Linked DNA regions of Mus musculus: region 1 is linked to region 2. The links are chromatin loops, found by intact Hi-C in ENCODE. Cell type or tissue: gastrocnemius. All regions are shown on one strand. Region 1 overlaps Farp1 (FERM, RhoGEF (Arhgef) and pleckstrin domain protein 1 (chondrocyte-derived)). Region 2 overlaps Farp1 (FERM, RhoGEF (Arhgef) and pleckstrin domain protein 1 (chondrocyte-derived)).

Region 1 (8,000 bases), 48 kb after region 2:
GGCAGAGGTGCTGTGCAAACATGGAATTGAGAAGGGCTGCATTCAGCCGAGGTCAGTATTAATAGGATGTCTAAGGCAGAGAAAAATAGACACCAAAACTTATCACAATGACTACCTCTGCATGGCAGAACTTTTTTCCTCTTTCAAGTTTGTATGAGCTCAAAAGGTTTCCTTTCACAGGGAATGCAATGCTTTCTTTGCCAGAACTCAAACCAATTTAATAGCTTTATTTTTTAATAATCACTATTTCATCATGGGACTGCAATGCCCAGGGCTCTCTCAGTGTAAATCCTTCCCACCCTTCTGCCCCTCCAGGTAGAGGGCTCTCTGCAGCATGCCCCTGCATGTGCAGCGACACCACTTAGACTCTGCAGCTCTGCTCAGCTATGAGCCTGCAGAGCCCAGCTCACTTACGGATTACTTCCTGTTTCCACATTCGGTCAGGAAGCTTGCCGAAGCTCATCTACATCATTACCCGAGCCCATCTGATAGGACGACAAACGCTCCTTCCTGTTGCTCATGGCTCCCTCAATGCTGGGTACTGTGTTCAACTCTTCCTGTATAGTGCACAGGCTTCATAACCAAGGGATTTGTAAGAACATGGAGGAAGCGAGTGTCTGCGTGAAGGAGCGCAGTGTCAACTGCTGTAGTTGTCAATTAATGGCACAGGTTCCTTGCTGCCACCCCAATGTTCTGGGTTCCCAAATGAAAGACACACACACACACACACACACACACACACACGCACACACACAGGGGGGAGGGAGGGAGAGAGAGAGAGAGAGAGAGAGAGAGAGAGAGAGAGAGAGAGAGAAAGTGTCTTATATTGAAATATGCCTTAAACAGATCAATGGCTCGGCCACTTCCAAACCTCCACATAGCTGACGCCTGCCCTCCAATATTCCTGAGTTATTACTGACTAAAATCTGTATTCCATCTTTGCTACCCTAGACCCAGCAAGGGGTGGGATAGGGGTTTTGCTTGATTGAAGTGCTCTCTCTCCTGCACCTCTCAGGCCTGGTCTTTACTCCTTTCCCAGCATGGCAGCTCTACCTTCTTCTTCTTCCTCCATTCTTTGCCTGGGAATCCTAAAGTCTGTCTCTCTGCCCAACCATTGGCTAGCGGCAAGTCTATCTACCAACCAAAACCAACTGGGGGCAGGGACCCTCAGCATCTTACCTGCAGATTCTTGGGCAATTTTGGGAGAACACAATTAACATAATACGAGCGTTAGACCAAGATCCACAACAGTCAACACATAGTGTAAGCACAAACAAGGACTTCCTGTGTTCCTGGCAAGGGCTGGCAGACAGGGCACAGAGCAGCTGGAACACAGGAAAGACACCCTGGGTCCAACTGAAGGCTTGGTCCTCACCAAACCATACAAGCAGGTGCTGGAGAGAAACCACCCAGGGGGAGCCAGGCTCTGTGTGAGCAAGGAGCCACATCATCAGAACACACAGTAGAGGACACAGAGAGTGACACGGAGGCATGGGGCCCCAGGCAAGGCAAAGAAAAAGCCATGGCCTCTTCACTTTTCCCAGGTAAACCAGGGATAACCAGACTTCCCACTGTGCTACTTCAGTGGATTAAGTGCTTGACACGTGGGTGTGAGACAGAGTTCAGATCCCCAAAGCTGATCCCCATCCCATGCAGGGTGTGTGTGTGTGTGTATGTGTGCTTGTGGAAGTCCAGTGCTTGCTAGGCTGGGATGGGAGGCCACAGAGCAAGCTGGCTAGCTGTACTGGCAAGCTCTGGGTTCAGGTGAGAAACATTGCCTCAATCAATAAGACAGAAAGTGATAGGGGATGATAACTGACACCAGCCTAGGTAGGGCCTCCATAAGTGTGTATGGGCATGTATACTCTCTCTCACACACACACACATATATGTGAACATGGATATATACATGCATGCAGAACCCCCAAAATATTTTAATTAAAAAATTAAAATATTGTAGGAGGCTTAGTTAGAGAGAGAATGTTCACAAAATTCCTATCCCTAGTGTACATGATAGTGCTCAAAACCAAGAATCCTACCCAACCAGGACCACTCTGCTATCCTGTGTGGGGCTCAGGGCCTTCGCAAGCCTCGCACAGCCGTCCACGGCCCTGCACAGCCATCATGGGAAGTCTAAGCTGGTTTTCCTTGGTTAAGATATGCCTTGTGATTTATTAGCTGCCACTCCACTGTGCTCATCCATCAAGGCTGCAATGCACATTGGGTCTCAGGTGATGCAGAGGCGAGGGGCCTTTGTCATGGAGTACGGCAAGCTGAGTTCCATTCCTGAGGACCCAGATGTTGGAAAGAGAGGACATACTTACAAAGCTTGTCCTATGCCTTCCATATGCACCACGGCATGTCACCTGTCACCCCAAATAAATAAATGCAAAGAATTTTACATGTAAACTATTGGCCAGCTGGTTACAGGTTACTCTAGAAACCCACCCTGGTAGAGACCTACTACAACATAGAGAGTGATGGAAGACCATGCAGGGGCCCCCTGGAGGGGCAGAGTTTGGTGGCAGTGTGTGCCCAGCATGTGTGAGGCTTTGGGGTTCAGTCTCAGCTTTGCCACCACACTGTACACCCAAATTTAAACATCAATTACAATATTCTTGCTTATCTTGTTCTTTGGGATACTGAGTCTCACGAAGCCCAGGCTGGTCATGTGAGCTCCCTCTGAAAGGAAGGATGACCCTGAACTTACAGGTGAGTGCCACCAAGCAGGACCTAAAATAGCATTTAATATTCTCTTTCTTGGAGCTTGGTGACAGGATACAGAAGCCCTTTGAGAATTTGGGCAAAGGCAGGTGCCCCCTTTAGCTGTACACATTACCTCAATTTTGCTAAAATCCCAGAGAGTTCAGAAACACCACCCTCCATCTTCCTCCCCACTGTACCGGTAATACTTGAGAGAGAACCAGGAAGCTTTTCTTATGAAGCCATTTAAAATTAGAACAGCCTGACATGCTAAAATTATTGTATACAGCTGGTTGCAGCTGCAGTAAGTGTCTTTCTTTCCACCCCAGGTTGTTTCGAAATTCCAAACGACTAACTGGTCTGAGCAAAAGCCTGGGAAGAGCATGCATCCAGAACTCGGTCCAAAATGCCTGCTGTTTCACCAAATAATTAAGCCATGACTTCATCTCCATCACACACCTGCAGCATAATTGCTTCACAAAACCACGCACAGATGGCTGTTGAGAGCGGCAAGTCCACATAATGAAAGTCGGAGGGCGTTATTTGGACAAGGTTCTGGACCTGCAGAACTCCTGCCCCGGGCAAACATATCCACTAATTAACTGCGGTGGGTTTATTGTGCTGCAAGAGAGACTGGAAGACTGGATTTCAGTCCCTCCTCATAGGGAACCCGCAACAACCCGCAGGGCGACTGGCCAGTTCTCTAAATAATAAATGACACACCAGGGTCCTCATTCTGACTTGGACTCATAGGAGGGTGACAAATGGAGATTCATCTGCTGTCATTTAAAAGCCATCGTTTGAAAAATCATTTAAATCAGCATCATTTGAAGTCATTTAAATCACTTTGCTGCTGGGGGTGGGGTGGGGAAATGCTTTACAGTTTACAAGCACTTTAATGGAGCTCAGGAGCTCAGAAGGGAAGGCAGCAAGTGCTGTGTGTACGCTATGTTCGCGGAGACAGGCAGAGAACAGAGTGCTAGTCTTCGGCAGCCCTTGTGAATTAAAAGAATTCCCATGTCTGCCCAGCCTGGGGAGGAGTGCTCCTGCTGACTCAGAGAAGAAATGTTATTTTATCCAGGGAACCAGAATGGAAAGGCTTGAGAGACGGTACTGATGGCAGAGAATCCTGTGTGCAAGCCAATCCAGAGAGAAGAGTGAGCATGTGCGAGGAGGAGCCTGCCTCCCAGGAACCTGGGAAGGGGAGGAGTGAGAGGGCCACACCCAGGATGCTTTTATGGGAAGTTAGAGAGGAGGACACGGAAGACCCAGCTCTGCCAGATTCTCTTGGGCCAGGATTTCCGTTAAGCCCCCAGGTGTCCCATGTCACCTGGATGTCCCTAATCAATTTTTAAAAAGCTCCCCAGGTGAATGTACACCACATTACAAATTGACTCCTACCAGGGAGGCAGAGATGGATGTGCAGCAGGTTAGCCTTAGCTGAAGGCTTCCAATGTTTCCAAAGCTCCCCCACTGACAAACTAGGGTTTTACAGCTGGCTTGGAGGTAGCGAATCAGTAAGCATCTATCAACTCCTGGCCTTCTCCACAGAGCGAGAACGGCAAGCCTGGGATATGGGTGAAGCTGCTCCCCGCTTCTTTCTGGGTCTGCTAAGGATACTGAATGGTGCTGCCTTCTCTCTACCGTAACAGTGTTGCCTCAGCCACCACCAATCTGGACCTGGCAGAGCAATGTACGTATGTGTGCTTGCGCCATGGTTGAGAAAAGAGAGACTCACTAACACTGCTTTGTAAGAGTACCAACGTATACCAGGCCAGATGCACAAATGCTGGTTCTATTCATTACACTTAAAAAACAGCCCATCAGGTAAGCAGATACAGATCTGAAAAAAAATAAAAATAAAAAATCTTTAGAGACAGGAGTTTTTGTCTTGTTTTTGTTTTTTTAAAATAACATGCTTTCTGCTCCTGCTGTAACAAACCAAACCAAGCAAGCAACGAAACCTTTGGAACTGACATCTGGACATCGCTGCTCCAAATGTAATGATCTGGAGCTGTGGCCATTCCATCCTGGTTTTCCTCGAAGAGAAGGAAATAGTAATGGGTGGATGGGTTTCTGTGTACCCAAGTGTACTTGTTGGCAAAGAATAAAAGATAACTGGAGCAGCGTAGTTTGACAGTGTCACACTGACTTCACAGTCCAGAAACCTTCTGGAAACGGAACCTTGATCAAAAAGTTGTGGACTCAGCTCTAGGAGAAACAGAAAGACCTGCATTCAGGAAATGGCTGCCTGCTCTAAAATGGCCATGTCCATAAAACAGCAGCGTGACTCCTTCTGCACTTGGACAGGACAGAGCACCGTCTGGGCTGGCTGAGCTACCCTGGTAAGTCCCTGCTCTGTCTTTCTTTAAGCCCGAGGAGGTCATCTCTTGCCACACCTTGTCACTCCAATACCCTGGCTCCATGTCAGTATATCCAGAAGCAGTGAGCTTGGAAATCACGTATGTCCCCGTTTCTTCATGCCACTTGAAGGCACACTCAAGCCTTTCTCTGAACTGTATCGGGCCAACAAGTCTTCCCACGAAATTCAGAGTCGCCACGGAATGTTCTTAGAACCTGAGAGCGGGATTCACAAGCCCTTAGGGGTTGTTCTGCGTTTCCTTAGACGCTTCTCTTCCCTTCCCTGGAAATGTAATGTTGGCCCGGCAATGACTTCATGAAGCCTTGCTCGGTTATGAGGAGAATGCTACCCCTCCTGGGCAGCCACAACGGAGTCCTGTTCTCACAGGCCTTGTCAGATAGTAAATATTTATCCAGCATGCCTAGTCTAAGCAAGAACACGATAACCACCTTTCTCCTGCTCCTCACCAACAAAGAAAACAACGGACTCTCAATGCTAAGTCGGTAACCCAGCCAGGTTTATAAGGACTGCTTGAGAGCAGAACACACAAGGAGAACTTCGGGAGGCTACCTCTCCTCAGCTTCCCCCTTCACTGCCTACTTCTTATCCATCCCATGCATTTAAAACATTTCTCTCACTTTTTATTAAAATCAGTCCTATGTGTCCTGCAAGGAAGCAATCATGTTGCCCAAATGGGATTCTGTACTGCAAGGTTACTGCACACAAAAGAAGAATCAGCGCGAATGGTTATTAAAAAGGGGGTGCACAAACCAGTGGACCCCTGCACTACCCTGGGATGGTTGGGCCATCACAGTAAGATGTTTTTCAGTCCTCCCCAGGGTCAGATGATGGACGGGATGGCAGTGAGTGATAGCGCCTGATGCTGACTCTTGGGGTATTTTCTACACCAGCAGTTGCCAGGACAGTGTGCAAGGATGAAGGGGGGGAAGGTTCTGAAGAGGACCTGAGTAGCCACAAGCCACAGGTGGTTTCGAGGCTCCTGCACACTGCTGTGGAGCTCCTGAGAGCTTGAGAAGGGCTAATACAATAGTATTTAAGGTTTTACTTCATTTACCTAATCGTCACACAGAGTGAGCACTGCATTGGAAGGATGCCCTTCTAGACCACAGGATACAATGTTTTGTTTTTTGTTTTTTTTTATTATTAGGTATTTTCCTCGTTTACATTTTCAATGCTATCCCAAAGGTCCCCCATACCCACCACCCTAATCCCCTACCCACCCACTCCCCCTTTTTGGCCCTGGCGTTCCCCTGTACTGGGGCATATAAAGTTTGCAAGTCCAATGGGCCTCTCTTTCCAGTGATGGCCGACTAGGCCATCTTTTGATACATATGCAGCTAGAATCAAGAGCTCCCGGGTACTGGTTAGTTCATATTGTTGTTCCACCTATAGGGTTGCAGTTCCCTTTAGCTCCTTGGGTAATTTCTCTAGCTCCTCCATTGGGGGCCGTGTGACCCATCCAATAGCTGACTGTGATCATCCACTTCTGTGTTTGCTAGGCCCTGGCATAGTCTCACAAGAGAGAGCTATATCTGGGTCCTTTCAGCAAAATCTTGCTAGTGTATGCAATGGTGTCAGCATTTGGAAGCTGATTATGGGATGGATCCCTGCATATGGCAGTCACTAGATGGTCCATCCTTTCGCCACAGCTCCAAATTTTGTCTCTGTAACTCCTTCCATGGGTGTTTTGTTCCCATTTCTAAGAAAGGGTAAAGTGTCCACACTTTGGTCTTCGTTCTTCTTGAATTTCATGCGCTTGGCAAGGATACAATGTTTTAACCCACACAAACAAAAGTTTCCCCATGGCTTCTTCCTCTACCCACCTTCATTCTTGTTAAGTACTTGGTAGAGTCTGCTCTGACTCAGGGGCCCCATTTCTCTAACTTAAAATCATAGGGTTATTCTAAGGGAGAAATAAGAGCATATTAAGACTTCAGGTTAAGACACTGAATTCGGTGAGTCTCACTGCCTCCTACTTGTGTCATAAATGGTGATTTTCACACCATCTGCTGCTTCCCCCGGTATGCTGTGACTGCCGTGGATGCTTCCAGAACACCACACCAAAGGGCACACACACACAGTGCTCTCTGCAGACCAGGAAATGTCAACAGAAAAACCCCTGCAGGGGAAGATAATTACATTTTCTTCCTACTCTTGGGAAAGCCTTTCCAGGGTCCACCCACCCAGTTTAGTTTGTGCCCCAAAGGGATCTGGTAAGGAACACAGAGGGGATTGTTCCCCCGGAGGACTCTGCTCAAGTGAAGCTTTGTCTCCACATCTTCAAGACACTCTCCAAGAAAATGTGGAGGAAAAACTGGGCCAAAGGGTGCCAACTTGGAGCTGTTTACACAGACCCTTCTTTGAGTAACCAAGATGGAACTGGGAGAGACACTCACTCCAAGGACTTAAGAAATCTGGAGGTCAGTAAAGCCACCACACGCAAAGGCTGAGTAACTAGGGTGAGAAATATGGTGAGGTGTGGAAGGTACCGTGCCAGCTTGAGCGTGAGGGGGAGGTGCCACTAAAGTGTCCCCACAAAGGCCCATGTGCTAACGGCCTGGTTGGCAGTCTGTGGGATGACGGAGATTTTGAGAAGGAAGTTAGGTCACTAGGGACAACACCCTTGAAGGACATACTGAGGACCCTGGTCCTCTTTTCTTTTTCTTTCTTTGCTTCTTGTGCCCCATGCCACATGCCCCATGATAGCACAGATCCAAGTGACCATGGACAGAAGCCCACAAACCTAAGACTAACTCTTTCAGATGATTCTACCAAGCAATTCATCACAACGACCAGGAAGCGTGCAGGGCATGGGGTCTAAGAGAATGATCCAGAGCCTTAAGAGGCAGAATGTGGCCCTATAAAAATCACTCCCTCCAGAAACCTGCCTACCGTGGCGACTGCTCCACACATC
Region 2 (8,000 bases):
TTGAAGTCTATCAACCACGGTTCCCAGATGGCTGGTGACTTCAGCCCACTAGGGAGACTTTCAACTCAGTCACTTGTTTGTGGCGAGTGGGGGTGGGTGAGGGTGACTCATTCATAAGACCTGAACTAGTGTGAAGGCCCTTGGTTAATACTGCTCTGTGGAGATCAGAGACACACACGTGGTATCCTTCTTGAAATGGCCATGTCACCTCCCACAGCAGCAAAAAAGATGCATTCTTTTAAAATAAAATCAACCCCCCCCCATATGTGTGTGTTTGTGTGTGAGTGTGTGAGTGTGTGTGTGTACACCACATGTGTGAAGCTCCCCATCTAAGCCAGAAGAGGGCATCAGATCTCCTGGAGCTAGAGTTACAGGTGGTTGTGAGCTGCCCTGTATGTGTGTGTGTGTGTGTGTGTGTGTGCTGGGAACTGAATTCACATCCTCTGAAGCACTCTTAACAGAATTCAGAATCCGTTTCACAAAAGAGACCCTAAAAGTATCTTGGACTGTAACGGTTGTGTATTAGTCAGGGTTCTCTAGAGTCACAGAACTTATGGATAATTTCTAAATAGTAAAGGAATTTATTGATGACTTACAGTCGGCAGCCCAATTCCCAACAATGGTTCAGTCGCAGCTGTGAATGGAAGTCCAAGGATCTAGCAGTTACTCAGTCTCACGCAGCAAGCAGGCGAAGGAGCAAGAGCAAGAGCTAGACTCCCTTCTTCCAATGTCCTTATATTGTCTCCAGCAAAAGGTGTAGCCCAGATTAAAGGTGTGTTCCACCACACCTTTAATCCCAGATGAAAGGCATAGCCCAGATTAAAGGTGTGTTCCTTAACTCGGAGATTCAATCTTCTGGAATCCATAGCCACTATGGCTCAAGATCTTCAAACCAAGATCCAGATAAGGATCTCCAAGCCTCCAGATAAGGGTCACTGGTGAGCCTTCCAATTCCGGATTGTAGTTCATTCCAAATATTGTCAAGTTGACAACCAGGAATAGCCACTACAGGTTGGAAGATGACTTGACAGGCTTTAAGGCCGTCTCACTTCATTATCAATCAAGGCTGCAGAGAACCCAGGCTGCAGCAAAACATGGTCTCCTCCCCTTGGTCTTGTAGGCACAGATGGAAGAGAGGAGGGCGGAGCCTGTAAGCACTTCAGAGCTAACGGTCACATAAACCCTACGGACATGTTTAGTCGATTAGAGACTAGTGTCCGATTTCCCTCTGTCCACTCCAGTGAAAACAGCCCGCTGACAACCACTAACCTGGTAAGTTCTTCCTGGAGCTGTGTGTGGTCGGGAGGGAAGAATTTCACAACAAATTTAACAACGACGTGCTTCGGTCCTGAAAAGAACAACAACATCAGTAATTGTGTGGCGATCCAAGCCTTCCAGGTCCCCAAGAAAGAGTTTCAGCGACTCATCTCTGTCACCCCAAGGTTTCCAGAGTCCAGACACCACCACCACGGAGCCACCCAGAATGGCCACAGCTGCTAGGTCAGTAACAGGCAATCATCTAAGAACCGTCCACAGTACTACACTCAACTGCTCAGTATCCTCTGGGTTTTTAATCACTTAGCTGTATGTCACCAAGTGCTTCTGGTCTGTTGTTTGTTTTTGTTTGTCCAGACAAGGCTTCTCCTTGTAGCTCTGGCTATCATGGAACCCCTCTGTAGACCAGGCTGGTCTGGAACTCATAGAGATCCACCTGCCTCTGACTCCAGCGTCCTGATTTATGTGTTTGTGTGTTCATTTAGTGCACTGGTGTTTTGCCTGCACGTGTGCCTGTGTGAGGGTACCAGACCTCCTGGAACTGGGATTGCAGAGAGTTGTGAGTTGCTATGTGGGTCCTGGGAATTGAAGTCAGGTTCTTGGAAGAGTAGCTAAGGCTCTTAACCAGTGTATTTAAATCAATCAAATGTTTTTGGTTTATTGGTTGTTGTTTTAAACAGGATCTCACTATGTAGCTCCAGCTGGCTTCAACTTCATGGAGATCTGCCTGCCTCTGTCTGAGGCTGGGATTAAAGGCAGATAACACTATTTGCAGACCACCCGTCTTTATCCACAGGTAGACTCAAGTCATCGGAAAGGGAGATAATGAGATGTGAAGCCTTCATACAGTTTAGGGTGTATAGCTGTCTACAAAGCAAGCATGGCTGCTACCACGTCATCAAACACATCTTAGCTCCAAGACATGCAGAGAAAATACAGATGAACTGGGGCCCTGTTTATGTCATTGTCCACCGCAGCCTTTACAGTCTCATGCACATATCCAAGGATCTACAACAAAATCAGGAAGTGGCTGGAGAAGAACGTGATGGAGAACTTTTCAATTCAGCAGAAAGCCAAACTGAGTACAATGTACTGATTTGCAGTGTGAGACTTCAGACTGTTGGTGGTTGTAACAGCCTCCGAGGGGCTGCCATCTGGAAGGAGAGCAACAGGTCAAGCAATGTACTCTAAAGTGAAGATGTTGGCTGTGTACAAATTATGAGAGAAGGCAAGCCGTGGAGGCTGGACAGATGGCTCACTGGGTAGGAGAACTGGCTGCTCTAACAGAGGCCCTGGGTTTGATTCCCAGCACCTACACAATGACTCAGAACTTTACTCCCAGGTGATATGACACCCTCTTCTGGCCTACTTGGGCACTGCATGCACATGGTGCATACAATCTTTTTTTATTCTTTTTCTTTTTTTTTTTCCTCTCTTAAGCCAAAACATAGGCATGCTGAGGCTAAGGAGCCTGTGATATTCCCAATTTAAGCCTAAACATGAGGGGACATGGTGGCACCAGCTCCAAGGCCACCTGGAGTTTAGGGAAAGGCGGAGTGTATAGCACAGGTAAGAGGGAAAGCCGACCCTTTAATGTCAGTCAGACACTGGCTGATTCCAAACAGCCATGGTGGCCTGAGGAGACAGAGGCCATTGCTTTCTCCATATTCAGGAGGGTCTAGAGGGACCGGAAGCTAGGACAATGCTGTTGTCAATGCCAAGTGACATCTTCATCACACGGGGCCAGTCACAGCACACAGAGGAGACGCTGAGGTTGTAGCAGGCCTGTCCAGTTATGACTTTGCAACCATGGCTGCTGTCCCACCACAAGGGGGCCCCTCATGCATCGCTACAAGAATAAGTGACAATCATCTGGATCCACAGAGAGATGCAGGAACTGCTTAGTTTAAATGACTGGAGGCCAGCATCAAATGTAATTGTAGGAGGGCCTCACAGACACTTCGTTGCATGCCTTTACATCCACAGCAATCAATAGGAGTGGCCTAGGGGTGTTTCTTGATCAGAGAAAAGTGAGCTAGGACATGTGGTGAGCTTCAGGTGCAACTACAGCCTGCAGTTCTGGTCTTGTCCACTCGAATCTGGGCCGTTTGGGACAACATTTAAGAACACAGCTTATCTCAAAGCAGAGAAAATGATAAGCTGGTGCTCAGGGGCCAGGAGACTGAGAACAAAAAACCATGCTTCCTCTTTCCTATTGTTCTCATGGGCCCCTTAAGCTCTTCTAATATACAGGCTGGATTCATATTAGAGTTCTACTTGCTCATCAGATACATACAACACACACACACACACACACATACACACATACCATACACACACACTCACAGACACATACCATACCTACATAACACACATAACCCACCACACACACACACACACACACACACACACACACACACACATACCATACACACACATTCACAGACACATACCATACCTACATAACACACATAACCCACCATACACACACACACACACACACACACACATACACACATGCCATACACACAAACTCACAGACACATACCGTACCTACATAACACACACACACCACACCCCCACCACACAGACACATACCATACCATAACACACACTACACCCCCCACCATACACACACACACTCACATAGAAACATACATCCCATACATGCATCTCATACACACCCACCCCCACCCCACCCACCCCCCCACACACACAGAGACAGACACATACATACCATATATACATACCACACACACACTTACAGAGACCCATACAACCACAGTCATACAGGCACACACACGGTCACATACACACGCTCACACAGACACACATTAAGCACACACAATCTCACGCTCACAATTAAGCACTTTCTCCCCAGACAATGCTAGCATTCTGATTTCATAGGCTCTGAAAAGAAGATTAGAAAACCTCAAGTCTATTTCAAGAACAGAAGGCTCCACCCTTCCCCTGAGCACAGAACAGTTAAAACAGCAAACAGCACAGAAGAGACAAGCGCAATTATTCTGGGGGCTTAATAGCAGGCATTAGTCATTAATCAAGATGATGTTTGATTTCTAAGCGAGGTTTTGATTACCAAAGGATTATGCATGAAAATGGCGGAAGTTGCCTATTTTAACAGTCTGTGGATTAGTGGGTGCTGACAAGCTGTCATGAGGGAACAAGGAATTTGTATCTCTAGGGATTCATGTCACAGACAAAAAGACACCTCCACTTGGGAATCACCTGGCCTAACAATTGCTGTCACCAGGAAGCTCAAAGGATACACTTACTTCGAATCTGCTTCACAATGGGCTTCAGGAGATCCAGCCACACCTAGAGCAAACGGAGACAGAATGTCAGCAAGAACGGGCAAGGGTCTGGAGACCATTTCAAGCTACTGAAAGGGAAGTACTTTTGAGAATGTGAGGTCGTGAGCATTTTTTCTTCTAGAATGCCACATTTCACAGTGCCACATCCTATAAATCTTTTGTTTTATTATTTTCTGTGTACAGGTATTTTACCTGCATGTATGTCTGGGTACCACATTGTGCAGTGCTCCTAGGAGCCATAAGAGGGTGATGGATCCCCTAGGACTAAGTTGTAGATGGTTGTGAGCCATCATGTGCATACTGGGTACTGAGCCCAGGTCCTCTGGAAGAAGACCACAGCTCCAAGCTCTGCTAACTCCTTTTATAGATTGTTCTAGTGCACATTCTGCAGATACTATGCCTGAACCTGGCCATTAAAACCTCTTTAAGGGGCTGGAGATGGCTCAGCGGATAAGAATACTGTCTGCTCTGTTGGAGAACCTGGGTTCAATCCTCAGCATCTACAAGGCTACTCACAACTGCGAGTAACTCCGGTTCCAGGGCATCTGACGCCCTCTTCTGGCCTCTGTGTGCATTACACGGACGTGGTACTCTTACATACATGTAGGCAAAACACTTATGTACATATTAACATATATGTAAAAACACCCTTTCTTAAGTACAGGTGGATGGTGAACAGGGGTGGATGGAGCCCTCAGCAGTAGAATGCTGAGCTGTGCTAGGAACTAAGAGCTGCAGCAGAGCAAGGTTCGGTTCCCAGTGCCGTGTTCCCAGTGCTAGGCAGCTAACAACCATCTGTAACTCCAGCTCCAGGGACTCTGATGAGCCTGGCTCTATGGACACCTGCACTCAGGTGCCCAGACACACCTACACGTTTAAAAGCAATAAAAACAAACATGTTTAAAAGCCCAAATTTTTAAATCTTATTTGTGCTTTTTAAACGTGTAGATATTTACCCATTCTGAAGATATTAATGAATGAGCAGCTAATGAATGGTCACATTAGTGGCCAAATGAAATATGCATGATATATACCTATATCTCTCTATATGGTCACCTATACACAAAATAGAAAAATCCTTGAGAGTCAAGAGAGGAGGGATAAGTATTTATAGATTATCCTACATCACAGACTATCTACTATCACGCATGTTATCTACATACATACATGCTATCATACATCACATGCCACCTAAAGTTATCTGCCCCTCAAAGCCAGAGGGACTCCTGGGGTCCAGGAGAGAAACTTGAGTCATGCATGGTACAGGATCCATCCTAGAGGCTCAGCTAGAACTGAACTAGGTTCACTCACCCCTAAGTCCTAACTCTCACCTCTATGCTCCCTGCATGTAATTCAAATCAGAGAAAGAACAGCTGGCCTTATTAATAAAACACAAGCTAAGCACACAGTCTATGCATAGCTTTTTAAAAACTGCCCTTGAATTGCTGGTCAGTTGAAAAGGACTCTCTTTGTACCTAGGACAGAACCAAGGTTAAAATCCTCGTGGTGAAAAGAAACATAAGAGACAGACGCTGCCTGTAGAAGTGATGTTGGGAATGGCAGGTCTTTACACAGAGAAACTTTCAAGGGCAAAGAAGAAAATGCCGACAGCGGGGAAGGATTTGTGCTGGAAATCTAAATCACAACAAGGAAATACCACCTCAGGCATTAAACACGATACATGTGATGTGTGTTTGTGTGTGTGTGCATGTGTATGTGCCTGTGTGTGTGTGTGTGTTTGTGTGCATGTGTGTGTTGTCACTGAAGAAGGCCAGGGCACAATTCTTATTTATAGGTAAGGTGTTGGCACAGCTGGCTACAGGTGCTGCGGCAGGTATCTGAAGGTGTCCCTTCACATCTTCCTCCATCTGGTCACCTGTGTCTGTAAACGTGTATTTGTTCATACAAAATGTATATCCAATGAATGCTAACCTTAACATTTTTATGACAGTGATACAATGTTTACAACAGCCTACATGAAGCAAGTAAATGAAGTAATGGATGTCTACGTGACGCATCACCGGGCAGGATGAGCAATGATGTTCTTCACCGAGTGTGTTTGAGGCAGTCTCATTCTGTACACCTGGCCAGCATGGACCTCACTAGTGAGCCTCGATTGGTCACAGGAATAGGACAATTCAGTAATCAAAGCAGCAGGGTCATTATAAAGGAGGAGGTTTGGTTCCCACTGCATCAAGCAGGCAGTCTCTCTGCCCCCTTATCTAAAAACCAGTGGGACTTATTGATAAGCTGGATACGAGTGCTAAAGGGGCACACACATGCACGCATACACACACACACACACACACACACACACACACACACACACACTTGTGCATACGGAGGCCAACATCAGTTGTCTTCCTTTATCACGACAGCATCTCTCACAAGAGTCTGGAGCTCACCAATCTGCCCAGCTGACTGTTTCAGTGAGTTCCAGGAATCTGCCTGTCCCCTCTTCCCCAACCCCACGTCAGTGACAGAGTTACTGACGTGCTCAGCTGTTCCTCATTCCCCGTAGGTGCTGGGGATCTGGATTTAGGTCTTCATGCTAGTGTGACTGAGCCATCTGCAATCCAGAAGAGCCTCCAGGACATATTGAGGGTAACAATATCTGGCTCACAGGAAGCCAGGAATAGCATAGACTTCCCCCCAGCCAGGCTAGAAAAGCCCCCAATTCTGTGGGCCTCCAGACAGTCGTGAGGAGGCAGGCTTTGGAAGCATTTCCACCTGACCAGCTTTAGAGTTGAAGACTAAAGGTCCAAATGGTTTCCCAGTAACTGCATCCGGAACAAGCAAGTACGTAAGAAGACAAACGCAGAGCGCCCCACAGGGCCAACCAAGTTCACACTACCCAGCATGCAACTGACAACCAAAGTCACCAGGTACAGAATCAGAAAAAGGAGGCCCATGGGAAAAATAAAAACCCAACCCAACCTAGGCCAGGACTCAGAAATGGCAGAGGCAGCAGAGAAAAAAATGACAATAATTTCTAGACATGTGCCCACTTAGAACACTAAGATGGAGAGACGTGAGAGAATGGGCTAAACTCTCAGAGGGAAAACACATTGTGTGAGGTTAAACAAACAAAACAAACAAGCACAACTGTGGATGGACAGAGGCTAGGCCAGCCATATGGGAATCCAAAAGGAAAGCACCCACAGCTGCCCCACATTTAACCTGGCAGGCAGGGACCAGTATGGGCTTTTCTGTCTACCACCACCTCCTTAAACATAGACGTGGTTCAGCTACCATTACATGGTGACGTCTGGGCCACGGGCTTTCTCAGCTCTGCTGTCAACCCAGAAATGCTCTTGTATGCTCAGTCTGTTCGTAGCTGCCGGAAATGCTGCTAGGACATGTTTACATCCTTTTTGTTTGCATGTAAACTTC

The links. Peaks named below come from ENCODE experiments on the same cell type or tissue, not always from the same donor. Only the 100,000 strongest peaks of a DNase experiment are listed, where the experiment ranks them.
Region 1: a loop joins it to region 2, with 2.8 times the contacts of the local background. A loop is called at or near these places in 2 of 42 quality-filtered maps.

What each region holds. Positions count from the first base shown.
Region 1 is chr14:121,168,015-121,176,014 of GRCm38, reverse strand. The region is part of intron 2 of Farp1 (FERM, RhoGEF (Arhgef) and pleckstrin domain protein 1 (chondrocyte-derived)); the gene reads right to left. Among named protein-coding and RNA genes, the nearest start is that of B930095G15Rik, 77 kb to the left of the region's middle. In gastrocnemius, no CTCF peak of the experiment used is centred here; DNase peaks (open chromatin) are centred at 3,293, 3,807 and 7,138; H3K4me3 peaks cover 924 bases; H3K27ac peaks cover 1,598 bases.
Region 2 is chr14:121,215,988-121,223,987 of GRCm38, reverse strand. It overlaps Farp1 (FERM, RhoGEF (Arhgef) and pleckstrin domain protein 1 (chondrocyte-derived)), which reads right to left. Exons shown (of 27, transcript NM_134082.3): 4 at 4,569-4,611; 5 at 1,270-1,348. Among named protein-coding and RNA genes, the nearest start is that of B930095G15Rik, 29 kb to the left of the region's middle. In gastrocnemius, CTCF peaks have their summits at 3,101 (motif pointing right) and 5,159 (motif pointing left); DNase peaks (open chromatin) are centred at 3,100 and 5,187.